Regions from separate parts of the Mus musculus genome. Here all the other regions are linked to region 3. A link is a loop called in an ENCODE intact Hi-C map of the cell type or tissue named here. Cell type or tissue: left cerebral cortex. All regions are shown on one strand. Links, peaks and the distances in the headings refer to the core of each region. The heading gives the core; the rest is flanking DNA. Region 1 holds the start of Gm46248 (a long non-coding RNA gene). Region 2 overlaps Susd4 (sushi domain containing 4). Region 3 overlaps Tlr5 (toll-like receptor 5). Region 4 overlaps Susd4 (sushi domain containing 4). Region 5 has its middle 46 kb from the start of Tlr5.

Region 1 (6,389 bases), core at 1,022-5,021, 400 kb after region 3:
GGCTTTGTGTCCCACAAGGACACTTATCGGGACCAGTTTTATTTGCCACTCAGTCCCCGGCTCCTAGGACTCTCCCAGAAACACAGTAAATATTTGTTATATGAAGAAACAACCGCATATCTAGATTTCCAGTAGATAGATTTCCAGTAGATAAATAGATAGACCCAGGATGTTACAGACCTGGTAGCCCCAGACAGGGTCACTGGTTAGTTAATAAAGAACTCATGGGAGCGTTTGTTTTTCCTCTGTGTTTCTTCCCTATGCTTCCCTGAAGCACCGCCCCCCTCTCAGACTGACAAAAAAAAAAAAAAAAAAAAAAAGAGCAAGCCCTTCCTCTTCCAAGCACAGAAGCTGCACAGCTGGTAATTCTACTTCCCCACGAGGGAGCTCCTCTGGGGTTAGCCATCTATCCTTCCTTCCCACCACCCCCCCCACCCCTTCCTAAATTGCCTCATTCCCGATCCAGATGCTATACCAAGAAGCCCTTCCTCATCAGGCAGGCAGGTCTGAGCCGCTGCAAATAGAGCCCTCATTTGCCCAGTCACGAAAAAAAAAAAAAAAAAAAAAAAAGGTAAATGGTTCAGGGAGGCCCGGCACAGCAGCCCCTCTCGAGCCGACATGTCTACCTGTTATCCAGCCAGGCACCAAAGAGGAAGCAACCTGTACCCACAGTCTCTGTCCATCTGGACAGATGTCTTCCCAACTTTAAACCTGAGACAGCTGCAAGAGCCAGAGACAGCTCCCTGCCAGGAAGCCTCGGGATCCATTACAGAGGCAAGGAGTCTGTGCAGACACCTGCCTGGCAGCTCCTACTTAATAAAAGCACCTCTTGGCAAATAGCCGGCCCCTGAGCCTCACCCACAGGCAAACCCTCCTTGGCTACAGGGAGCCAGGCAGTAGTGTCCCCTCAGCAAGAAAGATAGATCACCTTGGTTACACCCAAGGGCCCAAGTATGCCTCTCAGGCAATTAAAATTTGTAAAGCTTGTTGTCTTGCATAGCTATCATGCTGGAAATGGGTGGGTGAAAGTTGGTGGATTTGCCTCCTGAGCCTCCCACGTTTGGAATGCTAAGGGAAGCGAGAGTCGGACTCGGTGCCTAGAGCATCTCGGGGTGCTCTTACGCGGCTGGCAGAAGTGGAAAGCGGTACAGATGTTTTGGGAAACAGTCTGGCAGTTCTGCAAAATGCCAGACCGTGGAGTTTCATGGCAGCTCCCAGCAGCACTCCACCGTTAGAGAATAACAAGTAGAGGTCCATTCACACCATGTGCATGAAGAGTCCCTCGTGACACAGGGGAGAAACAAGCACACACCAATCCATGGGTGAGCAGACCAAATGTAGCACATCCCGGGGAACCTAGAAGGGAATAGCACTTAGTCATAAAAATGAATGCAGCACTTAGGTGTGATGTCATACACCTGGGAACTCAGTACTTGGGAGGCAAAGGCAGGAAGATGGTGAGCTCAAGGCTAGCCCAGAGGACTCAGCAAGAGATGGGGGTAGCTCGCAGTACACCATTCCCCTGACATGAGCAAGGCCCCAAATTCCATCCCCCAAGAGTGGATGCTGAAACTTTACGCAAATTAAATGAAGCTAATCAACAAAGGCATGGCACTCTCCAAGTCACTGTAATGAGACATCTAACAATCAAGTTCCATCCACAGTTTGCATCCTTACCGCAGGGAGGGTGTGACAGAGCGGAGCAGCTCACATCACGGCAGCCCCAGAACACGATTGGCTGACTTCTAGAAGGTCCATCCCATTTTCTGGCCTCCAAGCCTTCTAAATGTGGTGCCATCTATATTCAAGGGAAGTTCCCCCAACACCACCACACTTAGCAGTCTCTGAAAATGCCTTCACACACCCAGAATGCTTTATTCTTCTCTTAGGAACTCCTCAATCCAGTCAAGTTGACATCAAGATTAACCATCATGTCCAGTTAGTTACATGAGACTTTCAAAACTGGCGAAGCTGTAGAGATGGGAAGTGACTGCCAGGAGCTGGGAAGATGGGAGGTTAGGACTGACTGCTTCTAGGTACACAACTTCTTTTTGTAGTGATGGTCTTAGCTAGGGGTGATGGCTGTACAACTAAAACTCACCCTTTAAATGTATGGCTAAAAACAATGATCCTCATGTTGTGTGCACTATTATATCTCAACACAGAATCTAAACGGAGCTGAGTATTGTGACTCATGCCTGGAATGTCAGCACTCAGCAGCCTGAGTTACAGAGTGAATCTGACACCAGACTAGATGGCATAATAATGAGGGTGGAGCTGTGGGGAGGACAGAAGGACAAAGGAGGAGGAGGGAGGGAGGAAGGAAGGGAGGGAGGGAGGGAGGGAGGGAGGGAGGGAAATATGATGTAAGGGAAGACTTGCAGTAATGAGTACAAGGCTGGCTTCCCCAGGACATCAACTGGCTTGTTATGCTACAGAGTACTGGGCTGTGTGCAGAACCTTCTCTAGCTACACGAAAGAAAAGAGAAAGCTGACCAAGTGACAGTATTGGGGTATATTCCTCAGCAAGTCTGTGACATCACTCGTGGAACCTTGGGGTCATACCTCAGGCCCTCATCTCTGGCAAGAAGGGACCAAATCAAGCCAGTTGGGAAGCTGGCTAAGATTGCCCTCCAGTGGCCAATGCAGGTCCAGCTGAACCAGCTTGACTGAAGAGAGGGTGGTTAAACCCCCTCAGTGGAATAAGCTGGATCCACACAGGGCTTTTACATTGAATGGTCAGGGTGACAGCAAGGCCACGGTCAGACTCCTCCAAGGTCACTCCGGTAGCATATTCAAGGTCAAGTCTTCTGATCTGAAATCTTGCTATCTTCTCGCCACTAATACCTACAGTTTCCAAGGCATCTGAATAACAGGACGAGATGGAATGCGCCATCCTGTGGGAAGCCACATGTGCCGTTGCTGAGTGGCACTGACTACTGCTGGCCACCATGCATAAGATTGGACAAACAACCAATGTGTACATATGCAGTAAAGTTTTTTGCAAAAACACTGCCTGGCCCAGGCATGATAATGAGGTTCTGTAAGGTACTGAGAGTATAACCAATCGGATGTGAGACATGCAAATGAGGTATGATAATGAGGCTCAGTGAGGTACTGAGAGAGAGTAGCCAATCAGATGAGGAACATGCAAATGAGGCTTAGTGCATAACCAATCAGGGTATGAGACACGCCTCTCCTAGGCCTATAAAAGCAGCACCAGCTCTGGGCAAAAAGTCTTTTCGCCTCTGCAATCAAGCTCTCCCAATAAACGTGTGCAGAAGGATCCTGTTGCAGCGTCGTTCTTGCTGGTCAAGTCGAGCGCGCGCAAGACCATCCATGGTGGCACCAGGAGGGCAGGGGCCACAGATGAGCAGAGGAGCAAAAGGACAAATGAATACAGCCTGCCCCTGTCAAACCATGGCGAGAAGGGTGGAGATCAAAGCAGAGTGATGGACTACGAGGTCCATGAATACCAAGAGGGATTCAGGGAAGGGGGTTCCAGTTGTGAAAGGGCTTAAGGGCCAGGATTTGGGGGAAAGGTGGTGAGAAGCCAGCACGTGAGATGTGGGAAGCAGGATAGCAATGCCACTGAGGAAGACCCTGCACACAGCATGCAGTGAGGAAGACTATGAACTGGGCACTGAGTGGATCTGCAATGCACTGCAGTGCAGTGGAGGAGGGGCAAGGTGAAGAGATATGGAGGGACCAGGATAGCTCTTACCTGGCAAGGACATTTTCTCATAGTTAGAAGGCAACTTCTGGAACCAGGCAAGAGGAACTAGTCGAGACCTAAATAGGATAGCAGCAGCAGGGTTGGACAAGGGAGAAACTAGTTCCTGAGCTGCCTTCTCTGTAAGGCTATGGGTGATAGCAGATGAATAAAGACAAAGAGGAGATGTGGCCATGGTCCTTTTCCACCCGACCCAGTGTGTGTGTGTGTGTGTGTGTGTGTGTGTGTGTGTGTGTGTGTGATGGTCCTTTTCCACCCCACCCAGTGTGTGTGGTGTGTGTGGGGTGTGTGTGGTGTGTGTGTGTGTGTGTGTGTGTGTGTGTGTGTAGACTTCTCTCTCCTCTCTCTCCTCCTCCCACTTCTCTTTTGGCACAGAGTTCCTAAAACCCCAGGGATTTCCCTAGCAATTAAGAGCAGCAGAAGCATCTTTTATGCTAATAACAAGTCTTTGATGCAAGTTTCTAACACAGAGCTCCTAAATCCCTTGGAATTTCCTGGGTGGAAAACATCTTTGCTTTTAATAAAGTGTCTCTGGGTGGGCTTCTGGATCAGGAGTGGTTACAAAAAAGAAAGAAAGAAAGAAAGAAAGAAAGAAAGAAAGAAAGAAAGAAAGGAAGGAAGGAAGGAAGGAAGGAAGGAAAGAAAAGAAAAGAAAAGAAAAGAAAAGAAAAGAAAAGAAAAGAAAAGAAAAGAAAAGAAAAGAAAAGAAAAGAAAAGAAAAGGAAAGGAAAAAATAAACAAACAAATAAAAATCAAGAAGGCTACTAGGAGCCAGGAGCGTGCTTTAGAGGCCTATTCTCCAGGAAGGAAAGTTCTAGATTGTTACTCTCCATCCTGGTTATATTATGATGTGGTTGGAAAACCTCCAGGCTTCGGGCCATGTGGCATGCTAGAGGAGGTGGTACATCTACAGAGGGCTTGGAAGCTCCACCCCTCCCCACACAGTCAGCCTCCACCCGCTCCCAGCATCCCTTCCAGATGGCCACATAGGAGTTGTATTTTTCGATACTAAACTGGTATTTCAGTAAGTACACCTACTCTGATTCAAATAAGATGAGCTATTCAAATCAGAGAAATGGATGTCTTAGGAACCCTTCCTTGTGACTAAGTGGTACAGGGGACAGCAGCACACTTAATGTAATATAACTCACTGCTTGGGAGACTAAAGCAGAGGACCTAGAGTTTGAATCTAGCCTGTGCTATATAGCAAGACAAGACCTTCTCTCTCAAAAAAAAAATATATATATGTCTTAGATTTGATCAAGTTGAACAGGAGTGGGCACAGTGGATACGCAACATTAGCATTGAGCTCTAATAAGTGGGCAGTCTTGTAGGTCTGAACTTTGACCTCAGAGGGCCTGCAGAAACTGGTCAGTGTGAGGGAGAAGCCCAGATCTGGGGTCAGAAGCAGAGTAGACTGTAAGCAGAGACAAGCAGGGAGTGCTTCCAATGTCTCTCTGCATGATGATCATCCTGACCCCACTAGCCTGACCTCACATCCCACACACTGGGGCAGCTCAGAGGTCACGGTCTAGGGAAAGGGGGAAGATGCAGGCATTTCCTCTGAAAAGAAACTGCTCACTAGGAAAGCAGTGGCACACACTGGGAGCTCTTATAGTTTTAGAAAAGGTCATAGAGACAGAAGCTGGGGTTCTTCACTATCCCAAGCCCTCCACAGACTCCCCATGCAGTCTCAGGCAGAAGACATGGACTTGGAGGTTGTTCTTGCTGGGCACCTCACTGACACACTTCCTTGCTTTTAGTCCCTGATGCCAAGTGGTCACAGACATACCTGAATCATTCCACCACCACCACCACCACCACACCACCACCACCACCACCACACCACCACCACCACCACCTCCTCCTCCTCCTCTTCCTCCTCCACCTCCACCACCATCACCACCCTCATCATCACCACCACCATCACTACCATCACCACCATCACCACCACCACCTCCTCCTCCTCCACCACCACCACCATCACCACCATCATCATCACCACCATCACCACCACCACCACCACCTCTCTATTTAGCTTTATAAAACAGTCTTTACTTTGTTGTCCAGACTGGGCTAATCCAGACTGTGTGGCTAAGGCTGAATTATCAACTTTGAAATGTAGATAATCCTCTAGCCTCGGCCATCCAAGTGCTAGAGTTCCCGATGTGAACCACCACATCTGGCCTCTGCTTTTCTATTCACAATAAAGTTTAATGAAATCAGGGTGTGTATTCACTGTCTCTTGCTCACTGTCCCTCCAGGCAGATTTTTTCAGGGTAAAATCATGGCCAGGACCCCTTGGGCCCCTGATATTACTCATCCAATGGTTGACTCTGAATCCTCCTGGCATTTGACCTGCAAGTAGCAAATTGGATATACAGGTTAGCGACCTTTCCTCCTAAAATGTCTAGGGGAGGTGAGGGGTGGATTCCAGAAGGGAGACCCTAGAAGAAGCCAGTCGAGAATATACCTAGAGCGTAAGGGAGAGGCTGGCCTCTTTCAGGAGTGCAGCAGGCCTCAGGTATGACACAGCAGATCCAGTGGGGAGGGAGGTGGGAGCACAGAGCCTGGGAGCTCCAATTGGTTTGATTTTCTCTTGGAAAATAGGTATTCAGGCCATTAGGAAAGCACGAAAAGGGGGGGGGGGCGGAGC
Region 2 (6,389 bases), core at 886-4,885, 170 kb after region 3:
GTGAACAGCCGCGATTGGTGGAGAGCTGCTAAGGTTGAGGTAGACCACCACGTATCTCCGAGATGGGGAAAATGCAGGGAGAAGCAATTGGAAGAAAGAGTATAAACTTCATCTAGACAAGCTGAGATTTGGTAGGGGACCAGGGGGTGGGGGTGGGGCAGACAACATAGTGAATGTGTCCACAGGCAGTGTCTTAATTAAGGTTTCATTGGTATGAAAAGACACCGTGACCAAAGCGACTCTTATATGGTAACATTTAATTGGGGCTGGCTTATGCATCAGAGGTTCAGTCCATTATCATCATGGCAGGAACAATGGCAGTGCCCAGCCAGAGACACTTAGCTGAGAGTTCTATATTTTGATCCAACTGCAGTCAGGAAAAGTCTGGCACCTCGGGGGTCTAGGAGGAAACTTTCTTCCTCCACCCGCACTGTGACATACTTCCTCCAAGGCCACATCTACTCCAACAAGGCCACACCTCCTAATAGTGCCGCTCTCTGGGCCAAGTATATTCAAACCATCACAGGCAGCATCAATTTCTTGTCAGAGCCAGGAAGAAATTTGAAGGAGAAAACAGTTAACTCTAGGAGTGGTGGAAAACAGCGTAGATGAGGTCACACAGGACACTGAGGTGGACTAAGACAGAATAGAGTGTAGGCCTCTGAGGGAAGAGTAGGGATGGTTAGCGAAAGAAAGGGCAGAAGAGAGTTTTATCCAAGCATCATGGCAGAGAGAGGGCTAGAAGTCAACTCCTGCTAAGCCTGAGACAGAAAAGAGCTCACAAGACCCACCACACACAGATCTGCTGTTCACACGTCTTCAGAGGCGACATTTACCAGGATAATTTCAGTGGCGTGGTGGGGGTGGTACCAGATTGCTGTGGGCTGAGCAGTCAAGTCGGAGATGAGGAAAGACGCTAAATGAGAACGGTCTCTCCAGGAATCTCTGGGGAGGGGAAAGAGTAGAAAGCCAGGATCAAAAGAGGGTTCAGGGAGGAGAGGGGCTGGGTACAAATAGGGCATCGATCAAATGGGACAGAGGATATCATCATCCCAACCGACCATCTTCCCTCCAGCCTGTCATGTCCTGAAATCTCTGTGGTCTTTCTATGGCTTGATCCCTTCCAGAGCTGAAGTGATATTCGAGATAGCAGGCCACCACACCAGCTACTCGCTAGGACCTCACAGCTATCAAATCTGGAACTCCTCCATTCCGCAGCCTGCCTTCAGAGTCGACGGTGACTCAGCCAAGGAGTCTGTAGAAAGCCTCTCAAGATTGCTGGGGAGTCAGGCACCATGGGTTGAACACGCCCTGTGGATGGTGCATCAGAGCCCTTGCAAGACGCAGAAGCCTGTACCACTGCATTCCAAAATTGGGCCAGCCCCAAGGCCCGCCCGCTATAACTGTCCCCACTCGTCTTAAGGACATCCCCAGCAGTCCTGAGGGAGGAAAATGGCAATCTGTTCAGTTAACAGAACTGAGACTTTCAGTCCACCAGCCCCCCTCTGACAGCTGTCCTTGAAGCCGTCTTTTTTAACTCTCCCCTACAAGAGTTTGTACAAAGGACAGTACCACCATCATCTTGCTCAAATTGCCTTCTCTGTAGTTGACTACATGCAGCCAAATCCTGGAAGATTACCTGGCTTGTGCAGAAGCAATTCGGGCTGATCTATACCTTAAGAACAGACCTAATAATTTCAAGAGGCAATACATCCCTTTGCCTGAGAACCAGGGAGCCACAGCTCTTTGTCATTTCTTCCCTCAGTGCTGTCCAGCTCTTGTGTCCTGACTCTCAGAAGATAGAAATCCAGGCTTTGGTTTCTCTGACACTTTGATGGGTCAAAGGGACCGGACCTGGTAATGCCTGAGCAGGCGAGGTCTCTCCTCAAAGGGCAGACCCAAACGAACACTTACAGAGCAGCTTTGGTTAAAAACCCAGCCACCTTTTCTTTTAAAAAGAGATGGGAATATGTCTCTTGAGAGCCACACCATTGTCAAAGGTAAGCAAGGGTTGTCAACACTCAGTCCTTTAGGTGCCTAGGAGTATAGAGGTGGCTTCTGTCCACGTGTCACAGCATCAAGCCTGATGCACACACTGGCTCTACGAGGTTCCAGGAAGAAGATGAGGCTTAAGGGTTCAGTCCTCAGAGGAGGAGCACACATGTGGCCCTTCTTAGTCCCATGACCTCACAGCTAGGGACATTAGGGAGGGAACGCGCTAAGAGGCACCCGGTGAGAAAGAACACCAGGTTGCCAGCCCCCTGGAGGAACAATTCTTCATTCCCCATTGCTTTAGAAATATAACAATGGCCCTGGCAAAACTGGTTTCTAAGAAAGGACAGTCGACCTCATACAACAACCTGTGTGTGATACCCATATTCTTGTTAATATGGTCTGCTTGTGGCTGCTACCTGCTCTAAGAGAAGGAATGAAAGCGACTTTGATGACTGAAGTATGTATATTTAATACACAGAGTCCTAAAGCCCCTCATTTTAACACGTGAGTTATAACACTCTGGTGCTGTTTGGTGTTGTGTCTATAAATTTCGTTATTAAACCCAAAGGTAAGGAGTACCACAGAAGTACTCACTGGGCCTGCCTGGTACCACTGCCTCTAGGAGTGTCTGTCATTCTGTCTGTCCTATTGCAGGAACCCAAAAAGCAGAACCAGATGCCTGTCTGGGTACTTGGCAGGCCACAGGCGCTGCTGCAATTAGCAGGCTGGATCATGATTCAGCATGAGGTGCAGGCAGCCTCCACCAGAGCATAGCGGACAGTTTAAAAATAGCAAAGCTGAGCTGATCTTGCCAGCCCAGGCTACAGGAGAAGCAAGGCAGCTGCCGCAGAACCCTAAGCATCCCACCGCCCCTCTCGTCCCTCTTCCAGATGTGCCTCCCAGCTGGGTGGGAGGTAGCAGGCAGTCAGCTCCTATCAAACTCCCCATGCAGAACAGAAGATGCAAACAAGCCCGGAGGCCCTGACCTACAGACAAGGCACTGAAACATTCACAGGTCCAGGCTGACTTTAAAACTAGAATGTCTCGCCCCCTTGCTTGGGGCACAGCAATGAAGGACTACACGCGAAGTGTTGCCTGCAGGTGGCGCTCTCAATTCGGTAAGGGCAGGACCTCAGAGCATTTTCAGCAATCTGACCCGCCCCCGCCCCGCCCCCACCCCTTCCCTTCGACGCTGGCATCAGTACACTTCTCTTAGCAAAGTTAAATTTCTTTCCAGGGCCTTCAGGTCGCATAGAAAAATATTCTAGGATGCTGCTGATCGTGTTGGGAGTGAATGTGGCCCACGCCAAATCCAGAGGAGGGTACCCAGCACAGATGAGCTTTGTACATCAAACTCCTAACCTTGCACAGCTCTCCAGAGTCACAGCTAAGGTCTGCCCAGTGGACCGAAGCCTCAGAGAGACCACACCCAGACCACAGAGGGACCTCAGCGACCTAACGTCCAGGCTGGTTCTCCCTCTGGCCATGTTCTCTGGGTCGAGGCATTTTCTGGATGAAACGGTGTTGTCTTCAAGGCTGTTGCTTTCTTTAAAAATGTCCTTTCTACCCAATAACCAGAGAGGAGGTTTAACACAATGGAGAGCTTTGCCATTTTTCTGAGGATGCTAGTATCGAATAGATGTCATTTGTCCCCAAATTAATCTGCAAAATTAACTAAATGATTCTAAAATTTATCCAGAAGAATAATTTCCTGGGACTGAAAACACGTTGAAAAAAAATTAAGAGTAATGAGCGGGGATTTGCTCTATCAGATTTTAAAGGGTATGGGAGTAAAACAGGAAGATGCCCGAAATGGAGGAGACATCAAATCGATGGTGTATAATAGAAGGTTCAGAAGCCGACCCAAATATCTACACAGTGTCAGTGTGTTAGGAAGGTCGTATTTCAAAACGGTGGAGAAAGGATAGACTATTCGATAAATACTGTTTCTACAACCAGCCAATCATTTAGATAACAATAAAATTCTCCATTTTCTCCCAGCATACACACACGAACTCCCGGATTGACTACACATCTAGATATAACTAAGAGTAAAAACTACAGGTGGATATTTAATTAACCTTGAGTTGGCAGCAAACTGCCAAGGCATGCCACCAAATGGCAGGGACGACATGGAGATAATGACGGCAGAACTTGAATTCACATGGCTACAGACAGATGGGAACCGCAAGAACATGATGTAGTGTAGGGCTCGCGGGGCTGGGTGTCTGAAGTCAGCTCTTGTGAGGTACGAGGGAAAGCATCAGCAGGAGAATTGACAAGGGGCTCGGCTGTCAGCCGTGCTTGCTGATCAGTTATGAGGACCTGAGTTCGGATCTCAGGACGCCCAGAATGGGCTGGATTTCCCATGAACGCCTGTTACGCTAGTGCTAAGGGATCTGATGCCCTCTTCCGGCTACTGTGAACACAGGAGCAATCACACACACACATGGACACACACATGAACACACACATACATACACATTAACACACACATACAAACATACAAACAATGAACACATACACACACTGGAACACACATGAACACACACATACATACACATTAACACACACATACACACATACAAACAATGAATACATACACACACAGGAACACACACATATACACACACATACACACACATTAATACACACATACAAACAATGAACACATACACAGGAACAAATACATATACACATGAACACATATAAATACACACGCATGCTTGTGAACACACAGCCATATACACCCACACATAAACACACACACATGAACACACAAACATGAACACACACACATGAACACACACATGAACATGCACATGAACACACACATACACACATGAACATATACACGGATGAACACACACACAGCCAGGCTAGTGAACACACAGTCAGACACATCCACACATGAACACATACATGAACACACACACACACATGAACACAAGCCATACACACCCACACAGGAACACATACTGAACACACACACACACACACACACACATGAACATACAACACATGAAAACATACACACACATGAACACACACCCATTTATTTTTTAAGAAAAATTTTGACAAAGCAAAGGAGCCAAGAAACACATACCGGCTCCCTGTGCTCCAGCGACACCAGCCTGCCTTCAGGTTCACAAACAGGCTAGGCTATCTCCTAGGATAGGATCCATGCACAGGCTGCTCTCTCCACGAGGAACACCCCCCTCCTTGATCTTCCCCAGCTTCAATCTATCAACACTACCTGAAGCCCTTGAGTGCTCTCCAAATGCAGACCCCCCTCTTTTCTAATAGACATATTCAGCACCGGGTAGTTTTCCTCCTTGGCACTTGAAGTCTGTAAGTGCACATTTATCTTTGTGTTTAGCAAGCCGCTTGTCTCCCTTACTGGATAAACTAACTCTGGTTTTGCGAGCCACGACATGTACAGCACAGTGGTTAAATAGAGTATCGTAAAATCGACGTTTTCTCCACAAGTTTAAGTGTTGTTTGTTATAATAGATAAATTCTAATATGATAACAAAACCATGACATATTGTTAAGTGGCAAAACCGGGTTTCAACATAATACGACTGTACAACTTTAGGGAGAAAAAAAATGTGTACAAAAATATTTAAAAAAATCACATTTTAGCAGATTTATTTTCTTAATTTTGTTTTCACCAGATATTTTCTAAAACATTCAACAATAAGTACACACTCAGTCATGGAATGGGGTGGGGTGAAATTTCCTCTCTAACATCACGTCCAAGTGTGACCGCTGCGAGAACCTCAGTGGCTTTCCTTCCACATGCTCTCCCTGACCCTTCTCCACGCCCCTGGTTTGATTCTCACCCTAAGAATGGGAGCACAGCCAACTGCACGGGAGAATCTCTGTCCAACCACCTCCAAGGTCCATGTCGCCCACCTTCAAAAACATCACCCCCAAGTGTGTAAACTAGACTCCTTAAAACAGGACCTGCCCAGTAAGACAGAGAATGTGAGCTGGCTAAAGCCTCAACAGCAAAGACCAGTCTTACGGTCTTATGCGTGGGGCATATACACTGTGTGAGGTAAGTCAGAGCTAGGGAAGGAAGAGGAGAGGGCTGCCAGAGGGCTGGAAATGGGGGCCCTTATCTCAAGGGAGGTTCTCAAGTAAGTGAAAGATAGATTCCGAGAGTGTTCTGGTGCCCTAGCGCTTGGCATGCTGAGGATGGGCAGATGGTGGGCTTTACTGGGGACCTCCTCTCATGTGCATCAATTCAGCTGTACAAACAAACAAATAAACAAACAAACAAACAAAACCAAGTCTGTGCACACACCAGAAGAGTTGTTCACAAACTCTGTCTCCGAGTAAGGCTGCCCCTTGAAAGGCTGCTGAGGACAAAGCTTAGTCCATCCCAC
Region 3 (6,389 bases), core at 933-4,932:
TCCCGGCATCAACGCAGCTGAGATCTTTGCTTTGGCAATTTAACTGTGTAGTCCCAGTGCTGCCTGCTTCAGTTCTCTGCCTCTGATCAGGATGGCTAAAGTGATCACCCTGCCTATCTCCCACCGAGCTGTGTTTCAGATTTTAAATATTCCCAAAGGCCCGTGTGTTGAGTCTTAGTCACCAGCTTCAGGTGCTTCCGGGAGGGGTGGAATGAAGTAGGCTAAGGTACTGTAGTTGTGCCCTTGAAGTGGATAGTGAGACTCAGGCCCTCTTATTTCTCTCTCTGCTTCTTTGTATTATGGGATGGGCATTTTCCTCTTCTGTGTGCCCCTTTAATCCATAGTCACTTGGCGGGTTGCTTCCAACCTCCCCCCTTATTAGTTAGCTCAGTTATCTTGTTGCTCTGACAGTGTGTGACCCCAACGCACGCATCCTTCACTGGGTGACTGGAGGGAGCTTCCCGGGAGACAGCTCTGACTAGAAAAGTCCTCAGTGAGTCCTCGGGCCAACAAACCAGAACTCTGCAGGGTGGCTCTAGGGTCCCCATCTTAGATTACAACCCATTCTAGAACAGTTACCTAGAGGGGACCTTTCAGATTGAACTGTCATTTTATAGAGGAAAAACTCAATGCAGGCAACCATCCCAATTTAATAATCGCCACACTATCTACTGTCTCTGCCCTGCCTTCTGACTTTACTACCATGTTTAGAATCTGGCCTTCCCTCATCCTTATCCTTCGTTTCTCTGCCTAGCCTGGTTATCCAAGCTCTGAGCATATATATATATGTGTGTGTGTGTTTATGTGCATATATACACATATACATATTTGTGTATATATGTGTATATATGTATACACACATTCACATATATGTATGTATGTATATATGATATATGTACATTCATATATGTACATATATCATATATACATTCATATATGTATATATATCATATATACATATCACATACATATGCTTCCTTGGCTTACCCCATCCCACCCTCCCTCAAAGGCTGTCCCCAACAGTCCTCACCTCCCTCCAGCCACGTTCACCCCTCCCCCCTCTTCCTTACCTGCTCGCTCCATCTTCATGGCAGCCTTTCATTATATCATGCCTTCCCTGTTAGACTGAAGTCTTGCAGCAAGGAGCGGGTTTTATTCATACTTGATGCCTCACCGTTCCAAGCACAACTCTAAGGCCCCCGCAATATTCCTTCTCCTTAGTGTTTGAAGCCAGAGCTGCACTAGGAGCACCCGCCTTCCCATACTAACACCAGAGGCACCTAAGAAGTGTTCATTTTAGGACCAGTGGACCACCATTGTCCAAGGACTTCTGTGACCACTGGAATCTCGTCACAGCCATGGTGGCATTTTTTAAAAAAATGAATCAGCACTTGCTTTCTGAATAAACAGAAACCATCGCACACAGGTTCGTCTTGCTGGGTGTGTGTCACTTTTCCTCTTGGTCGTTTTCCACGACGTATGATTTTTACTTCCCTGTTTGACTTCCTGTGTTTTGGCGCTTTAAAAAATTAAAACTGAAAAGTTAGCACACAAAAGCAACGAGTTTCCCTGTGGCATTTCATCCTGGAGCTGTCAGTATACTCTATCCTATTCATCTTGATGTTTGGCTTTCTGAGACAGAGTGTCACTGTACAGCCCAGGCTGGCTTTGAACTCCAAGTCTTTCTGTCTCTTAGGTGCTGGGATTAGAGGTGTGTGTTCCCCATCCACCCCCCCACCCCCAAATGGAATGTTCCCTGGAAGCAAAACGTTTGAAACGTTTGAAACGCTTTTCTAAACCAAGACCTGTAAGACTTGAGGGCTGAAGAGACTGAGAAACGTCTGGTCCAGCCTCCGCTGCAGAAGGTGGTGTCTAAGTCATTCAGTCAGATGAGCAACCTTTCTGTTTTGCAGTACCAGAGAGGAAAATAAAATCACTCTGCTGGTGAGGATGCTCCCCCTGGGACCTGGAAGTCTTTTTCATCACCTGCCTGTGAACATTGAGTTTCTGAGATTCCGGTCCTAGACAAGACAATTACCCTGTCTCTGTACTCCAAGGAACCAAGAATTTGCTGACTCAGGGCCTTGTGAGTTTCTCAGGGTGGGGTTGAGTGGGGTGGGGAACGGAAGGAGTAAGGGAAGACCCCCACAGGGTTTGGCATTCCTAAGCCGCAGGGCTAAGTGAATGATGAAGGCAGGGTTAGGAGCCTGGGTGTAAAGTACGGGCCACAAATATGCAAGGGAGTGGCTTCAAGGTTGAAGAACTGACTTGGTTAGCATCAGATCATCTTGAAGATGATTAAACAGGTCCCTAGTGAGGTCGGGCCTTTGAGTAAGATCTCATACTTGGTAAATTGTAGAGCAGGAACTTGAATCCACCTGCAAGCACAGCTGTCAGGTTGCCATTGTGATCTTTAAATACAACCAGATCTTAAAATTCTGGCGGACATATGCAGAGCCTCAAAGGATGCTGTGCACAGGGGACTCCCTGGAACTGGGGGTGCTGATCCATCTCATTTGGGGAAACCCGACAGCACGAGCTTTTAACAACTAAGAATAATTGTCTATGTGTGCGTGCTTCACGTGGAAGCCGGAGGGTCACTTCAGGTATCATTCCATTCCTCTTCTACCTTATTTGAGACAGAGAGTCTTCACTGTTTGCCACTCTGGACCCCGAGATAGCTGGCGCCCACGTTTCAGAGGAGTCTCGTGTCTCTTCCATCTCAATGAGATTGCTGATTGTGCGTTACAGGTTCTGGGTTTTGAACTCAGGTCCTCACACTCGGGCAGTGAGTGCTTTCCCCCACTGCATTTCTAGCATGCACCCAGGTGATGGGGCTGACCCGCTGACCACGTTCTAATGGGCACAACTCCTGCTTTTATACTCATGGTTGTGAGGCACAAACTCGTTCTCCCGTGAATGCCTTATGGCCATACTAATGCATTCACTCCAAATCCTCTCACCTCTCGCTGGAGATTTCTCGCGAGGGAGAGCTGGAAGAGCCCCCATGGTTTAATCTGAGCTAAGGAAGCCAGAGAGCTTGGGATCGAGTTTCTCAGGTCCTGCTGGTGTCCTCCTGGTCACCAGCAGGGGGCGCACGCTGGGCAGAGACCAGAGGAGGAGTCCTCCGCCATTCGCAGGAAAGCTAGACTGGGCTCCGCTGGGAAGCACCGATTGCCTGCCTAATGGGGTGCGTTTCCAAATTTAGATGACGACCAAACTAGTGGCTCAATTCGATCCTAGTTCCACATTTAACAGGTGCGTGAGCTTGGGTAAGCGCTGGAGTTCTTTGAGTTTCAGTTTAATCATCTATAAAATAGCATGGATAATCGTTTCCACTTCCGTACTCCAGCCGCACTGGGACCCAAACCTGTGTGTAATCCTCCAGCTTTGCTTTGCTTACTTAAGTAGACAGCCAACATTCATGTACCAACGCCTCACCAGCAAGGCACACCCTTAGAAGCCACTGAAGGGGAAAGCAGAGAGAAGGAACAGGTTCTCGAATGGGAGGGTATTTCCTTTACCATCCATGAGAAATAACATAACAATGAGCCCTGTAGGCAATGGTCCCTGGCACCCCCAAACAACAAACAAAACGATACTCTGTAAAAACAGTATCAGCATCCCAATGGTTTAGGCTCCGAATGGTCTCCTCCTGACTGCTTATTATAGACTCATTAGAGCACTTTTTACAACAGCTGATCAAAATAAAATAATCTCAACTGGATGATTATGCAAAACTAGCGGCTGGCGAGGCGCACTTAAATCCCTCGGGGACAGGGAGCTCACAGAGCAGTCGAACACTCCGATCTGTCTGTCGCCAGGTTTAGGCTACGGTGCTCTCAATTAGAAAATTAACACCGCAGGCTCTGACAGCCTCCCGGAATGCAGCTCAGCTAAACCTTGAGTATCGGCGGCGGACAAAGTAAACTGCCAGGAGAGCTGGGCAGCAGCCAGGTCGGGGATAGGGGGGTGTGGGGGAGGGGGAGGCGGGGAGCTGGAGCAGAGCGAACTGGGAAGTCCAAGGAAGCCTTGAAGCAAGTAATGACACAGGCAATCGATTTGCTAAGAGCAGCAGAAGTCCTTTGTAGAGTGATGTAAATTGGAAGCCACTGGGATTGGGGTCTGTGTGAACAGGGAACAGAAACCCTACTAAGCCCTGCGAGGATCTGTAGTCTCTATTTGAAATAGAGATAGCTTCTTAGGCCCATAACACCAAGTTAGCTCTGTGGTTGGCACAGACACTCCTGGTCCACGCTGAGCCCCAAAGTTGGGAGAAGACAGGCCCAAGAATCCAGGTGCAGAGGAGGAAAGACCCTAACCCTGATTTCATTGGAAGACAGGCAAGGGCTGGGTGAAGGGACCCAATCAGAAGCCCGTAGTCCCCACCCCTCCCACCCCCTGGGAGGTTTATGCATGTGGAGTTTGCTGGGCAGGGCAATGGAGGTGTGTGTGTGTCCCATTCTAAACTGGGTTCAGAGAGTCAGTACGAGTGACTAGGCTCTTGTCTGCTGGTGACAATTACCTCCATGGTATGTGAGGTCACAGCCAGCAGTGCTGTGTTTGAATCCCCCTGCTGCTGCTAACTGGGCATTCTGGACAAGTTTTGGTTTTCTTGTCCTCAGTTTCTGCAATTCAGGACACAGCCATCCAGGGCTGACAGTGGTGTTAAGGTGTGTGTTCAAACTGTCGCTCCGTCTGTACAAGTGGCAACCTTGAACTGAAAGTGTGTCCCCATGCCTGCAAACTCTAAAGTTACCCAAGGGAACCTGATAGCACCCCGACCACAGCTGATCCTCTCCAAGCAGAATATCCATCTCCACGTGAAAGCTGGTTGCAGGGGATCTTAAAAACAGCGGAAAATAATGTCCTTGGTGATGGAACTGGGGTCACACGGATGGATCCTGGCTTTAAGCAACACTTACTCTCAGAGCGTGTAGGTTGGTAACAGGAGGCCAGAATACTCGCTGTTCCCTTCCTCCTATCTCCACCTTGCCTCACCACACCACCTCTCACACAGTTTCTCCAGCCACTGCCCTCTGGCATGTGACAGAACCATACCCAGAAGTAGCTTGCAGCTCCGAAGAAGGGCCTCTAAGGTGAGGACACGGACTCTTTGTTGAGAAATTCAGGGAGAAGACAGCTTGGCAGTAGATACAGAGAGAGGGCCGAAGAAGAGAGGCTTTGGTTTGGACCTAGGAACTTTAGTTTTGTACCATGAAGTAGCAGAGTGCTAAAGCCACTAGAACAGAAAGGGGCTGTCAGGGAGACCGAGCCTAAGGGCTCTCCCGTAGGGGTAACCGGAGTGATCAGATGACTGAGCAGGACATACCGATTATCCTTGTCCCCGAGGACTTGGCAGTGCATAAAATCTGGAAATTGTGACGATCCTGGGGTGTTTGCTGTGAATCCCAGCCCGGTAAGATCCAGAGCTCAAGCACACAGTAAGCTGATTTCTGGAGAATAAAGGAGAGTTGTGGCAATCTTGCACATCTGAGCATGTCCATGTGAGAGATTCACACTCTCTTTTGCTTTACAGGTCAAGAAAGGAAAGGAAAGGTGGCTTTGTCACTATGGAGATGGGTCATACCTCTGAGAAAGCTGTGCTGGCAGCAGCTCAGGACCAGTGGTGGCTTTAGGTGCCACCTCTATTACACGTGTGCGGAGATACCATCAAACCCTTCTGGGTGTTCCTTTCTCTAAATCAGGGTGGGTATGAAGGGGACATGAGAGGGGACACAGCTCAGGCGCCTGGGCCTCCTGCAGTATCTCTCACATGTATTTATTGGCCTCTGAGTTACTCATTGACTATGAGAGTGTCTAAACCACATTGAAATGAGTCCAGCTAGAGAACTGGTCTGGTGACACTGGATGACGGTGTCAGGGATGTGAACATGAGCCTACAGCGAGGGGCCAGCTCACTTGTCTGGAGTGTCACAACAAAGGGGTTTTAAGTATATGAATCTCTAGCCAGGCACGCTGAGTGTGAATCCTGGCTCACCATTCACCACTCTCAGGCCTTAGGACAGTGACAGTCCTAAGCGACTCTGAGTGCCTGCTTACGCGTTCCCCAGGATTACCAGTGCTAGTAACTGGTGTAAAAGGGAAAGCGCCTCGCCGTTGTAAGGTAAAGTTCAGGGCCAGTGAGAGATGGCTCAGCAGTTAAGAGCGGTTATTGCTGCAGACAACCCAGGTGACCTCCTGACATTCACTTCTGGCAGCTCACAGCGACCCATGACTCCAAGTTCAGGGGATCTGATGGCCTCTTCTGGCCTCTGTGGGCACCTGCCCTTATGTACATGCCTACCTATAATCCCAGCTCTTGGGAGACTGGGATAGCAGCATGAGGACGTTAAGGCCGGCCTGGGATACATAGAATTGCAGGATAG
Region 4 (6,389 bases), core at 1,441-5,440, 91 kb after region 3:
AGGCAAGGTGTGCAGGGACCTGTGTGCTGTTCTATGGGCTACTGCTCATATGCCTAGTGCCTCACAAGGGGCAGTAGGTGAGGGGTGGGAGCTGGCAGAGAGAAAGAAAACAAGGAAAATGATCCCAGACCATTCTGCCAGGCTGGCACGGCCCCAATGTGATGCATGTGGGGGATTTACTACTCTCTGTGTTGTACCTGATTGCAAGAGGTTTTATTACTATGAAATACAGGCCATCCTACTTCCCAGAGAGGAAAGGGGAAATAAATCCTGCCTGGCACAGGGGTGGAGGAGATCCTAGGGCTTAAGGGCAAAGATGGAGGATTTCCCACTTGCAGGGGCCAGCTATATCCCAAGCATAATGAAGCCGCCCCTCTCCTGAGGAGCTCAAAGCACTGGCCACGGTTGGTGATTCTCTCTGCTTCTTCCAGGAAGCTGATGCTACGCCTTCCAGAACCTTTGTTCTTGCTCAGCTGTGGGGCAATGGGAAGGACTGCAGGCCATAGCAGGGACATAGTTGGTGAGGACCCTGGACCCAGTAAAGGAACCATTTCCTGCATCTGCCCCCAAACAGGTTCCCCAGGACAAGCGGCCTGCCAGGTGAGAGTGGATGGACTGGGTCTGTGGGGAGGCAGACTCTGGCCTGGTAGGGGAGTGATTTTCCTTTGGGGTCTCTCTGTGGAAGAAGAATCACCTGTCCTGCTCCTTTGGTCTCAGTTGAAATTTCCCCCCTAATGCCATGGACTGGGCCCAGTCGGCCCCCCTCAATCCGTGGGAATCAGGGGTTCGGACAGATGGGCATAGAGTCGGCGGGGATTGACAGACAGACACAGACATGAAAGAGTGTGCTGGATCTGAATGTGATTTGTCAAATCGAGCATCAAACTTTTTATACAGAAGAAAATAGGGAAGTTAGGTGATACACTGTCAAGGTACAATGAGGTTACCGGATTCTTACATAAAACAGAGGAATGTAAACACAGAAGGACTGGCAGGAACCAACTGGGATAAAATTCAATGTTAACAACTGGGATCAAAAACAACCCCACCTTAAGGTCAACTTAAACTTAGAAGCCACTCTCACCAGGCAGGCCCCTTGTCCTGGGGAACCTGTTTGGGGGCAGATGCAGGAAATGGTTCCTTCATGCCCTTGCCATAGTTCCTATTCTAGTCTATTATATAGTCCACCTTCCCCCTAGGCCTAAATACCTGTGTATGAGTGTAACTCAGCTATCTATAGTTCTAAGTATCTACTCTGGTTCCTCCTTAGATCACAAACTTCCTTCTTCCTAGATAATGGTAAATTCCTGCGTAGGGCAGTGACTTAGCTGTCCATGCCCAGGGTTGGCTCAAGGACTGCCTAGAATCTAATTTAGCTATATGTCAAATAAAGGCACTTATAATAAAGCAATATTAAGGGAAAGCACACAGATCCATTTACCAAGTAAAGCAAGGACATTGGAGCATTCTTTATACAGGATGCCATGGTTCCAGGAGACTAAGTTTCCATGAACTTTTCACCTCGGGACAGTGCCCAGGTTTATGGGGCCTGTCATGCTTGTCACTACTGGAGTGGATGTAGCACCCTAAATGAAGTTTAAAAAGAAGAACCATTTCATTGTCAAAGTCCAGGAGAGATAGACATTGGTGGGCTCATTTCCAGTAAGAGTAAAAGAAAGAAAGGAGGCAAGGCAGGCCCTGCCAAGGGGTAAATTCACTGAATGGTGAGTCTGTGGGAGGAGGAGGAGGAAGGAGAGCTGAGCCTATCTGTGAGGTGGGATACTAATGAGATGGGCTAGAAATGAACACCAGTGAAGTCTTAGGTCTTCCTGAAAAATGGGGGGGGGGAATCTGGCTATTTTTGGGGGGAGGTGCATGTGTGCATGCACGTTTATGCACCACATGCATGCAGTACCCAGGGAGGCCAGAAGATGCCCCAGAACTGGAGTTACAAAGAGCTAGAGTTCTTAGCTGCTAGGAATGAAATACAGACCTTTTGGAGAACAGGCAACCATTGAGCCCTCTCTTCAGCTCTAAAAATGTGTGTATGTTTTAAAGAGACAAATCAGTGTTTCTTAATTCAATTTAGGCAGAATAAAGGAAGGAGAAGGTGAAGGAGGGAGAGGAAGAGGAGGAGGGGTAGAGGTGGCAGTGGAGGAAGAGGAGGAGAAAGAGAGGGAGGAAGTGGAGTCCTGGTGGAGGAAGGGACAGATTGTTCTCAATGTTAGGACCAAGTTTCTTTGAAGCACAAGCCTGTGTAGCTGGCGAGGTGGAAGTCATCACTGGCAGTAACTCACTGTTGAAAGGAAACGTTAGGCACGGCAGTGGTGCCGAGAGCTGGTGTGGCGTGCAAGCCACTCTTCTCTGTAATCACTCTGCTGTCGTGTACAGCAGCGCATGAAAACAGCATTAGGAGAATTTACGGTTGCTTACGAGCAATACAGTAACAGGATTGCTTGCTAAGACAATACCTCCTCGGGGTCACTGGCAAGGTGGCTGTCAGGCAGACAGTGCCCGTGACAGGCATTTCACTGTGAGGGCACAAAGTACCCAAAGGGGGACAGAACCACTAGCATTGTGTCCAGACCAGAGCACTGCGTCTGCACTCACAATTGACCTCTGAGTATTTCAGACAGGACTTCAAGAGCCAATCCCTCTGGTGGAGCAAGCCCAAGATCTCCTCTCTCCCAGGCCTAGGAAACACACACTTGTCTTCAAAGCAAGTGAAAATCCCTTCATTTTTGATGATAAGCTCCCCAAACCTCTACGACCTTGCCTGGTGTAAGCCAGGTTCCTGTCTGAGGTTATAAATTAGCCATTCCCTAGAGGATGCAGGGAGTTTTACAATCCTAGCAACTCCTCTACTCTCAGGAAGGCAGAACTAAGGGCACATTTTCCAGATTTTTATGGCTAAGTGTGGTGGCACATAGCTGCAATCTCAGCTTTGGAGGCAGAGGCAGGAGGATTGCCGCAAGTTTGGGGCTGGCTTCAGCTACATAACAACTTCTAGACCAACCAGGGTTGCACAAACGACAAAACAAACCAACAAGCAAGCCAGCACATAAAGAAACCTGACCACAACTCTTCTTTCCAATCATCCCCCAGTAGGAACACACTCTGTGAAAAATGTCAAACAGAGCTGGCTGGAACAGGACCAGCTTGGGACAAAGCTATGGGGGAACCGCTTTTGCAAGAGCCTGGAGGACAGTAATCCCAAGCCACCTCATCATGTTTTACCCGACCCCTCTCTCCCGCGCAGTGGTGGGGGAGGGGAGAACTTGGGGCAAGCATAAGCCAGGAGGCCTCCTTGCACATCCTGCAAAGAGAGGCCTCACTGCTACGCTGGAGAAAGAAGAGAGAGGAAAAGGCAGAGACTGCTCTTTTCTTCGCTTTCTGCTGATTCAATTTTATATCGTATCCAGCTGCGGCCGGGATAGCGGGTGAGTCTGCAGGGAGCCCAAAGGGCCAGGAGAGGCTAATGGAGACTGTGCCTCCCCACCCCGCCAGCTGGTCTACTCAGAGGGTGAGGAGCTGAGGGGGAGGGGCGGGTGACCGCTTGGTCACTGCTATTATCACTACAGCTGAGGTGAACAAGACTTGAATTCTAATAAGCAGTGCCTCATGCGTTCAGTACAGCCCTGGGTGGTACTGGGGCTTTACCTGAGAAGCAGATGGGGTGGGGGGGAGAGAAGTAACTCCCACAGTGCCCGCCATGGTACGGAGGGACACTCAGTGCATCTTGGGGACAATCATATGCCCCATCCTCTCCACCCCACCACACACATGCAGAAAAGTCTTTTGCACACTAAAATTCCAGGCTATACGAACAGTGGCGGGGAAGGAGCAAGTCACACCACGGCCTAGGCAGTCCCTCCAAGGGAGACAATGGGAAGTTCAGGGAAAGAGCGCCATCTTGGGGCAGGGCTGTCTCTGAATCTGTGTTCCTTGCATGTGGCACCCAAGGCCAAGGGGCACCAGTCACCCAGCCTCTTTCCTTTCTGTAGAAGAACACCTTACTTGGAACTGACTCAAGGTTGAAGAAAGTTGACAAAGGGCATGTCTGTCTCTCAGATAGCCCTCCACAAGCAGACAGGATGGACGGTCGCTCCTAGTGGACCAGGGCTGACTGTGTGACTGAGCTGGTTGGCCACCCCAACTGGAATCTTGACCCCCACCAACACCTCTCAGAGGCAGTCTCCTTGGGCAGAGTGGTCTCCGGTAGCTGTCAGGAAGGGGCCTCTGGATCGGAGAGGGTCACGGGTATGGTGTCAGAAGCCCTGGGTTCCAGGAGCATCATGTTTCTTATGCCTTTCTGTTCTCCTTGGAGTCCAGACAGAGTAGCCTCCAGTGGTTTTAGCTGAGATCTAATCCAAGGCTTGGGGAGGACAGAGAGCTCTCTGCAGCTGACGTCACACCTGCTTATGACTAAGACCAGGAAGTGATCCAAGGCCCTACTGTGTGGGCTTGGAGGAGGAACTTCAACATGACAAGAGAGCTAAGGCAGTTTGGGGAATGAGAATACATCTGGGGTCAGGGCTGGGAAGAAGTGGGGGGGGGACCTCTCTTCCAGCAAGGGACTGCTCTAAGGACAGTGACAGGAATATTGTTTCTTCATGCTCAAGAATGCTGGTACAGAGGGGAGGGGTGGGGGAAGGAGCATGAGCCCTCCTCCATGCCAAGCAACTTGGTAGGGCCAGAGCCTGGAGCTGTGTGTGGAGACCTCAGTGGGCACAGCCAAGCCAGCTCCGACGCTCCCGCTCATCCGCGCAGAGGAGGTGTTTGAGCCTGGCATGGTAGAATGAATGGGAGATGTACTGGTCATGTCTCCAGCTTCGTCTTCTGTAATCCGTAATTCAAAATGACCATCAGGAGGCTGGCTATGGTGGCCCAAGCCTGTCATCTCAATACTCTAGAGGCTGAAGCAAGGGGACAGTAAATTTCAGGTCAGCCTGGAGAGTCTTTAAAAAACCAGGTGCCATGGATAGACCTCAATACCAGAGCACTTGCCAGGCATGTCCAAGGCCCTAGGTTCAATACCTCACACCGCAGGAAAAAAATAACGGTCAGATCCATGGGTGGGTGGTGTTCGTCTTGCCTTTCCTCTGCTTTCAGAGTTCTAGGCAGAATACTTTCTAGAGAATTAAGCTGCAGGTCTAACCCAACCTTTGTTATCTGGACTACCAGGTAGAAAAGGGAGAGATTCCAAGTCTCTCTCGCTTGGTTGGTGAAAGGCGGCAAGCAGCTCACACCTGTGAGCCAGAGGACCCTACCTGTGGCTTGAGGGGGTGACCTGGCAGCAGTGGGGTTCATCATGGGCCATGATTGACAGCCACTCTCTCGGGATGGGGCTGGACTGCAGTGCTCTCAGTTGCCCGCCTATCCTCTTCTCCCCCCCCCTCCCAATCCCTTCACCTCCTACCCCCCTCCCAGCGTGAGAGTGGGCGCTGGGTTTGTGAGGTGAGGCAGCCTGTCTCCTAGGAGTTCTCTGTTGCAGACAAAGGCCGCCTCTAGCCAGAAGACTTCAGATCCCTGCTGCCTGCGCTTTGAAGTCCTCAGGTGCTTCCTGGTGAAGGCAGGAATCCCAGGAGGGAGACATCATGCCTAGCACCTGCCAGGCCAGCTGCCTCTTATACCTGAATGTGTTTTGACTTGGGAACAAAGACCACCACCAAAAAAAAAAAAAAAAAAGTCCTCCACATCCAAGCTGGCTTTGAGGTTTGATCTCAAATTGGAACCTTTCAAGTTATTTCACATTTGGCCAAATAGAGTTCTTCAGTTTTCTATTTTTCTTCCTTTTCTTATGAAAGAATGCCGATCTAAAAGTCTCCTGGGCACTAGTGGGTTCTGAGGCAATCACACTGCAGCCTGCTCTGTGACTGGATCCGTCACCGATTACATCTCCATCCTACGCTGTGAGCTGGGCCTTGGACAGGCACAGGGGCTCACTCTGGGCATTGCGGTTCTGAGGAGCGGTCAGCTTTACCTCACTCACAGGCATGAGGCCGAGACAGCCTTGGCCACACGGGGGCAGCTACTGTTGAAATCATCATAAGACAAAGCTTCTACTGTTGAGGTTCTCCATCTGTGGGTCTCAATGCCCAGAGACCCTCCGAAACCACAGATGTTTATGCTATGATTCATAACAGTAGCAAAATCACAGTTATAAAGCAGCAATGGGGATACTTTTATGGTTGGGAATCAAACATGAGGAACTGTATTAAAGGGCCACAGCTTTAGGAAGGTTGAGAACCAGTGCTCTAGAAAGACAGGCTCCTTCTTGGGGAACATCAAATGGAAAAGCTCACCACACTCTCTGGAGATGACCCACCCAGCGGCAAGGACTCACCAGCCTTCTTCTCTCAGCTCTCTCAGAGCCAGGACGGTCTCAC
Region 5 (6,389 bases), core at 1,618-5,617, 53 kb after region 3:
CTGTGAGGTACAAGGTTAGCCTCATATGAGGACTACAGTGGATGCCCAGAGTCTGAGGAGCAAGCATTCTTCTGTCACAGAGTTTGATTAGAGACTTCTCAGGACCAAGTGTTCCCCGAGGGGCCTTGAGCACTTAGTAACACAACTGTACTATATTCTCCCCCTCCCCTCTTGACTAGAAACTGCTGGAAGGCAGTGGAAGCTTTCACTTCTACCATGTTAGACTAATGCTGTCCATTTTATACAAATGAACACATGGCCATGATCTTCTGGGAATGTGCCAAAAATAGCAAGTGTTTGTGTGAATTGTCTTAGAGGGTGCTTTGGGACTGACAAGAATTTCACACTAGTTTGTCTCTTCCAGAAAAGGTATATAGGTACTCTTCCTTCATTGGAGAACTTACATTCAGGAACCCAAGGCCTACAGAGCCTGCATGACTAATACCCATGTGGCTGAGCCACCGTGTTGCTCTGAAAAGTGGGGGCTGTTGGATGTTGGGCCTGGGAACACACAGCAAGCCATTACAAAGGAGGAATGTGGAAGCATGGCCTGAACTTCCTATCTGTCCTGCAAAGGCAGCTATAAGGATGTAGGGCTGGGCTATGTATTTCTACCCAGGCATGTCTCCTCCTTCCCTTGTTTGTTATCAGCTAGAAAGAAAGGCTCAGGAAGATGCTCACCCTCTACCCCCCTCTACCCAGGCCCACAGGGAGGAAGGCAGATTTTGTGTTGTTCTCTCAAGTCCACAAGTTTTTCATTACAAGATACCTGAAAATCAACTTAACAATAAAGAAAGGTCTACTTTAGTGCATGGGTTTAGAGCTAGGTCCCGCTTTTTGGACCTGTGCTGATGCATCACGCTGGGAGCGTGTGACAGAGGAGGACTGTCCCCATCAGGAAGGAGAGGGAGAAAGAATTCAGAATTTTCCATTATCTACCTAGAGGGCACATTCCAAATGACCTAACTTCCTCTCACTAGGCTCCTTCTTCTCCAAAGGTTCTGACACCTTCTGATAGTACCATGACCCAGTGACAAAGCCTTTAATATGTGGGCCTCTGGGGACATTTCAGACCCATACTAGAAGGTTCTCATTTCCCTGATGCTAACACCCATAGGCAGAGACTCAGGACAACAACACCAGGGGCCGTTTACAGTAGGAGTGACTAGCATAGACTGTTACATTTTTAGAAGTACTTTTAAATTGTGGTAGCATTTATGTAGTTCAACTTACCATCCCAGCCATCTTTAATCTCATAGTCCAATGGCATCAAATAACCCCACCACCATCCATCTTCAGCCCCCTCCTTCATCTTACAGAATCAAACCCACCACATTAAGCTCGAACTCCCCAGTTCCCTCATCCCCATCCCAGGAAGACTGTCTCTGTGTAGTGATTACTCCAGGTATTCAGGTACCTGGACTAACATTTGCCTTTCTCCTTACAGGTTTATTTTACTTAGCCCAATGCTTTTCTGGTTTAACTTTGTATTATATTTAACCATGCTGTAGGAAGCACCGGGCTATTCTTCCTTTCCACAGCTAGATAATATTCCATTGTGTAAACCTTGTCATTCCTCCCTTGACAGGTACCTGCTGGCTTCATTTTGGAGCTGTCGTGCGTTGTGCTGCTGTGAATATAGTTGTGCAAACGTCTCTTCAAGGTCCAGTTCCTCTGGGCTTGTGCCTGGTAGCCAGATTGCAGATCCTGTGCTGTTTGTTTTTGAGGAACCACAGCCCTGGTTTCCCTAGTGACTGCATCATCTTAAGCAGATACAAGAAGGCGACCTGTGATGCCTGAACGAAAAACTGAAGACTGAACAGACATATCCTAGCAAAAGAAAAAAAGAGGCCAGAGGGTCCCAGGCTGAAGAAACACATGTGTAATGTCCAGGGAGTCCCAGGGGCAGGGACATTTGAAGACCCCAGAGCTTGGGTAAGGTATGGAATATGGAGAAGAGGGGGAGAATGTCCCTGCTGTGTGAAGGAGATGGGCCACATCCCTTTAATGGTGAAGGTGAGAGACTCTGAGGAGAGAGGCCATCTGAGGGAGTTTGTAAGGCTATTTCTATAGGGCAGCCTGCTAGGAGGTTTTACTCTTAAAGGGAAGCAGCCAGAGCAGGCTAGCATGGCCTGGCCAAGCAGCCTGAGCACTCAGTGTGAGCTAGTGGAAGCTCATCCAGTCTTACCAGTTGTTAGTCTGGCCCCTCTCCTGTCCAGTCAGCCTGATTCTATTAATTCTTCAACCAGAGGCCTCTGAGGCCAGTTAGATCTTGATGTCAGCCTGCAATGCTGTGGCCTCAGGGCACAGAAAGGACCCAGCATGGCTACTCTACTGTCTTCACCTCATGCCTGACTTCCTGGTTAAGCCAGGACGGGGTGTGGGCTTGCTGTGCCCACGTGTGAGAGTTTCTGTAAGTTTGCCTCTCTTGTTTCCGCATGGTCTCCCTCAGCTTTCAGATCTCATTGATCCAGCAACATGGAGACCCCCAGAGGCTCAGAAACCGTCTTTAGTTCCCTGGGTGGTGTCATTCCCTGGTGGTTAGACTGGGTCTTCTGTAGATATTGAATGAATGGAGAGTGAAGAAGGTCAGAGCCAGAAAGGACTTTGGGAGCCTTCTTCTGTTCATGCCTTAACATACAGATGGGGAAACCTAGGCTCAGGGAGCCGAGCCTGCGTGAGAGCCATCCATCTTCAAGACTTTCTGGGCCATTCTTATCCCTAACTCCTTCAGAAGCAGCTGATCTCACTGGCCTGCGACATCAGGGAGAAGGGAAATCAGTAGAGCCAGGCAGGCTGGACTCTGCGACCTTCTGACCTTCTCACAGAAGCCCCTGGAAAGGTCAGCTGCTCTTTCCAGCAGCTGTCAGCATTCAGAGAAGCAGCTCTGACGCGTGGCTGAGGCAAGGAGCGAGGGAGGGAGGGACCTGGCAGAGAACCAAACTCCTCAGCATGAGTCATACAGACCAGAGCTTCTCGGGAGATCAGATGGGAACTGGGGAGGGGAAGGGTGACCAGAAGGATAGCACGTGCGCAGGGGGAGGACGAGCTGGGTGTGTGCGTCTGTCCACTGTGCAGTCACCAATCTGCTGGTGAGCCTGGAGGTAGGAGGGGGAGGGCTCCCTTCTGACAGCACCCTCTCTATCTCACAAGGCCACCTCCTTCAGTTTTTCTTTCTCCCCCCTCTTCCCCCCCCCCCCACCCCCACACCCTTATCCTCCTCCCAGCATAACTTCCAGGGCACATTGAATTGGCTCTATTTCCAGTGGCTTTTCTGATGGGCAGCCCTGCAGGCAGGAGTAGCTTGCTCCCTTTTCTTGGGTGCAGGCTGCCTACAGAGCCTCTGCATCCCTCTTTGCCTATAGGAGATGCTTCAGGTTTTCTGTGGAGACCTAGAAAGAAACAGAACCGGAAGGCATCTGTCTTTCCACCATCCTCTCCATGAGGCTTGGGCAGGGTGATCTCAGAGCCTTGTGAGCGGGCAAGGAGAGGGGGTGGGGCAAGGAGGTGGGGGTGGGTGGGTTGAGGAATTTGTTTTAAGGAAAAGCATGCAAAATAAGTACAAAGTTAATATTTATTCAGCATGTGGAATCATAACCAATTACACATTTCGGAAAGCGAACTACACAGTCGTAAGACCCCAGCAAAACCAACAACACAGTTTATAAATTATTATGGATCGTTGGTTGCCACTCATCTGTAATACTTTCATCCTACAAGCATTGGCTGCACGCTTTTTGATGTCTTCATAGGATGGTAATTTCTCATCATCATTTACTACAGAGAGGATTAAAAGATAACTCCATCTTTCTGGTGTGCACAGTGAGCTTATTAGTAACTTGAAAATGTGCCTCTTCCAGCTTTCCCACTTGGTGTTGGTAATGCTGTGTCTGCACCATCTTGTATTTTGGTGCTCAGTCTCCTGGGCAGACACGGTGTCCCTTGGAGTGGCTCATAGCCCAGACCCAAGCAGCTACTTCAGCTCAGGCATATGTGTAAATCAGCTGGTGCTCGCCTCTGCCTACCTCTCATTCTAGGATAAAGGAAGTGCAGCCATGAGACCTGAGGTCATGGTAGCCTCAGACTGGGCTGGGCAAGCTCCTGTATTTAGAGGTTTGGTGGGTGTGCTCAACCCCAGGAAAGGGACACAACCTCAGTCTTGGGGTCCTGCAGGGCAGTGACAGGTAACTTCAGCTGTGACAGTGCACTGTGATCCAACAGGGATTGCTGTGGCCTTCTGCCCGTGCACCAAACAACGCACAGGGACAGAGAGGGTCCTCTGCTGAGTGTGAGGCCGTGAGCTGTGAGCTGGGAGGTCTCAGAGGCCTCTCTCCTCACTATTTCTTAGAGTATCCATGGGGTGTTTGCAACAGAGGGGAGTCTTGCGCTATCTCTTTCAGTTCAGTGGCTGCTCAGTGGCCATTTCCCAGGCTCCTTACAGGCAATAAGCATTTATTTTACCTGGAACCCTCAAGTCAGGTCACCAACACCACAGCTTCTGATGACGGTTCTTGTCTAGGTTACAAACATGCAACTTCCTGTTTGTCCTCACATGGTGGTCAGAGAGTGTAAGAACTCTCTGGGCTTCACGGATTCATAAGACCTCACCCTGATGAAGTAATTACCTCCTCCAGGCCCATATCCTGCTGAGGATTAAACATCCTGGTGGTTAATCTTCATTGTCAGCTTGATGGGATTGAAAATCACCATGGAAATGTATCCCTGCCTGTATCTATGAGGTTGTTTAGCCGAATGTGGCAGACCCACTCAGAATGTGCGTGGTACCACACAGTGGGTTAGGGCCCTATGCTGAACCAAAGGAGAAAATTAGCTGAGTGCCAATGTTTCTGCTTTCTACTGCCTGACGGTGGCCACAACGTGGCCAGCTACCTCGTGAGCCTGTTATTATGCCTTCTCTCTCACCCCAAACAGTGTAGCATCTTAAACCATGAGCCATACCAAACCCTTCCCAAAGGGTGTTTTGTTATAATAATAGAAAAAAACTAATACACACACACACACACACACACACACACACAGAGAGAGAGAGAGAGAGAGAGAGAGAGAGAGAGAGAGAGAGAGATGTGGGAGAGAGGTCCAGACCCTGAGACCTTGGGGCTGGCTTCTTTACCAGGAAGTCAGCTCTGGGTGAGGTTTGTCCTTTTCAGCAATGTTTTGTTTAGTAAGGGTTAGAACCATCTGTGAACATATTTGACACAGGTTTGGTTTGGGCTCGATTGTAGGTAACAATGTTGCTGTATCCACATGGAGAGCCTGAGAGGGTGAAGGGGGAGTTGAGAGGGTCAGAAAAAGTTTCTGAACCCACTCAGGAAACCAAATCATTCCAGACACAGGGCAATAATACAGCTTTGGGTTGTTTTGGGACTGTAGGAAACACAGCTGTTGATGGCTGAGAACTGGCCCTGCCTACAAGGAAGCACAAGGCACACTTGTGTAAACCTTGTAGCTTTGGAGGCAAACAACCTCAAAATATTTCTATGTGGACAATTCTATGTGTATTAATCTAAGAAAAGACTCTTGAGTAGAGAACCGGCCGGTGGGACAGACACAGACCAGCCACTGCATGTCATTGTGATGTCAACTGCTTAGTGTCTTGCTAAAAATAGTTTTCATCTCTGACCTTAAGAATGATGACATTAGCTACGTTCTACCATGCTGATGTGACCCACAATGCATCAGGCACCATTCCAAAAGAAGCCTATGAGTTTTCATTTGGCCATAGCTGATTGTCAGAGAACAGTCTGGAGCAAGAATAGCTCATATGATCCTGTACAGTCTCCTTGCAATCCTGACCTCACACCACAAGAGAGGGGAAAGGAGGGGAGGGGAAGGGAAGGGAGGGGAGGGGAGGGGAGGGGAGAGGAGGGGAGGAGAGGGGAGGGGAGAAGGCAAGAGGGGAAGGGAGGGGAAACAGAGCCACTGGGATATGGATGGGTGCCTAGGAATCTAGGATGCAGAGTTAAGCTTTCAGTCACCCAGAACTCATGGTAGCATGGACTCAGATGAGAACTACTTGCATGCCGCCACTAACTTCTAGCTGAATTTGGCATTTCCATCACCATGCAGCTGTGACTGTGACTCGGTCACCTGAGTGAACTATGAATGCTTTTACATCACAGGGAGGTGCCTGTAGATAGACCATTACTTCTATGGCTTGTCACTGCCTCGAAGTTACTGTGGTTAGACTCACAGCAGACCCTGTCGTTTAATATTACTCACAGCAAGCAATATCATGCTATGTATTAATTTTTGAAAGCGTTGTCACAATAGGGCTTCACCAGAGCTCGTTTGGCTTTGTTTTATCATATGCATTTAAGAATGCTGTTCTGAGAAAGACTCTGTCAACCTCACCTGACTGTCAAAGTGTT

What was found. A loop is a pair of places that touch in the nucleus more often than their neighbours do. Peaks named below come from ENCODE experiments on the same cell type or tissue, not always from the same donor. Only the 100,000 strongest peaks of a DNase experiment are listed, where the experiment ranks them.
Region 1: a loop joins it to region 3, with 4 times the contacts of the local background. A loop is called at or near these places in 18 of 42 quality-filtered maps.
Region 2: it touches region 3 in a loop (4-fold over the local background); 6 of 42 quality-filtered maps call a loop at or near these places.
Region 4: a loop joins it to region 3, with 5 times the contacts of the local background. A loop is called at or near these places in 14 of 42 quality-filtered maps.
Region 5: it touches region 3 in a loop (2.4-fold over the local background); 7 of 42 quality-filtered maps call a loop at or near these places.

What each region holds. Positions count from the first base shown.
Region 1 is chr1:182,556,754-182,563,142 of GRCm38, reverse strand. It overlaps Gm46248 (a long non-coding RNA gene), which reads right to left and starts at 2,217. Exons shown (of 4, transcript XR_001779884.1): 1 at 1,678-2,217; 2 at 1,123-1,356. In left cerebral cortex, for the core only: a CTCF peak has its summit at 2,647 (motif pointing left); DNase peaks (open chromatin) are centred at 1,070, 2,209, 2,598 and 4,678.
Region 2 is chr1:182,789,320-182,795,708 of GRCm38, reverse strand. The region is part of intron 2 of Susd4 (sushi domain containing 4); the gene reads right to left. Among named protein-coding and RNA genes, the nearest start is that of Susd4, 28 kb to the right of the region's middle. In left cerebral cortex, for the core only: a CTCF peak has its summit at 3,067 (motif pointing right); DNase peaks (open chromatin) are centred at 1,329 and 2,732; H3K27ac peaks cover 3,219 bases.
Region 3 is chr1:182,957,013-182,963,401 of GRCm38, reverse strand. The region is part of intron 1 of Tlr5 (toll-like receptor 5); the gene reads right to left. Among named protein-coding and RNA genes, the nearest start is that of Tlr5, 5.4 kb to the right of the region's middle. In left cerebral cortex, for the core only: a CTCF peak has its summit at 3,089 (motif pointing right); a DNase peak (open chromatin) is centred at 3,144; H3K4me3 peaks cover 886 bases; H3K27ac peaks cover 499 bases.
Region 4 is chr1:182,866,114-182,872,502 of GRCm38, reverse strand. The region is part of intron 5 of Susd4 (sushi domain containing 4); the gene reads right to left. Among named protein-coding and RNA genes, the nearest start is that of Tlr5, 85 kb to the left of the region's middle. In left cerebral cortex, for the core only: a CTCF peak has its summit at 3,908 (motif pointing left); DNase peaks (open chromatin) are centred at 3,413, 3,927 and 4,425.
Region 5 is chr1:182,905,128-182,911,516 of GRCm38, reverse strand. No RefSeq gene overlaps it. Among named protein-coding and RNA genes, the nearest start is that of Tlr5, 46 kb to the left of the region's middle. In left cerebral cortex, for the core only: no CTCF peak of the experiment used is centred there; DNase peaks (open chromatin) are centred at 2,180, 2,421, 2,968, 3,821 and 1 more place; H3K27ac peaks cover 1,672 bases.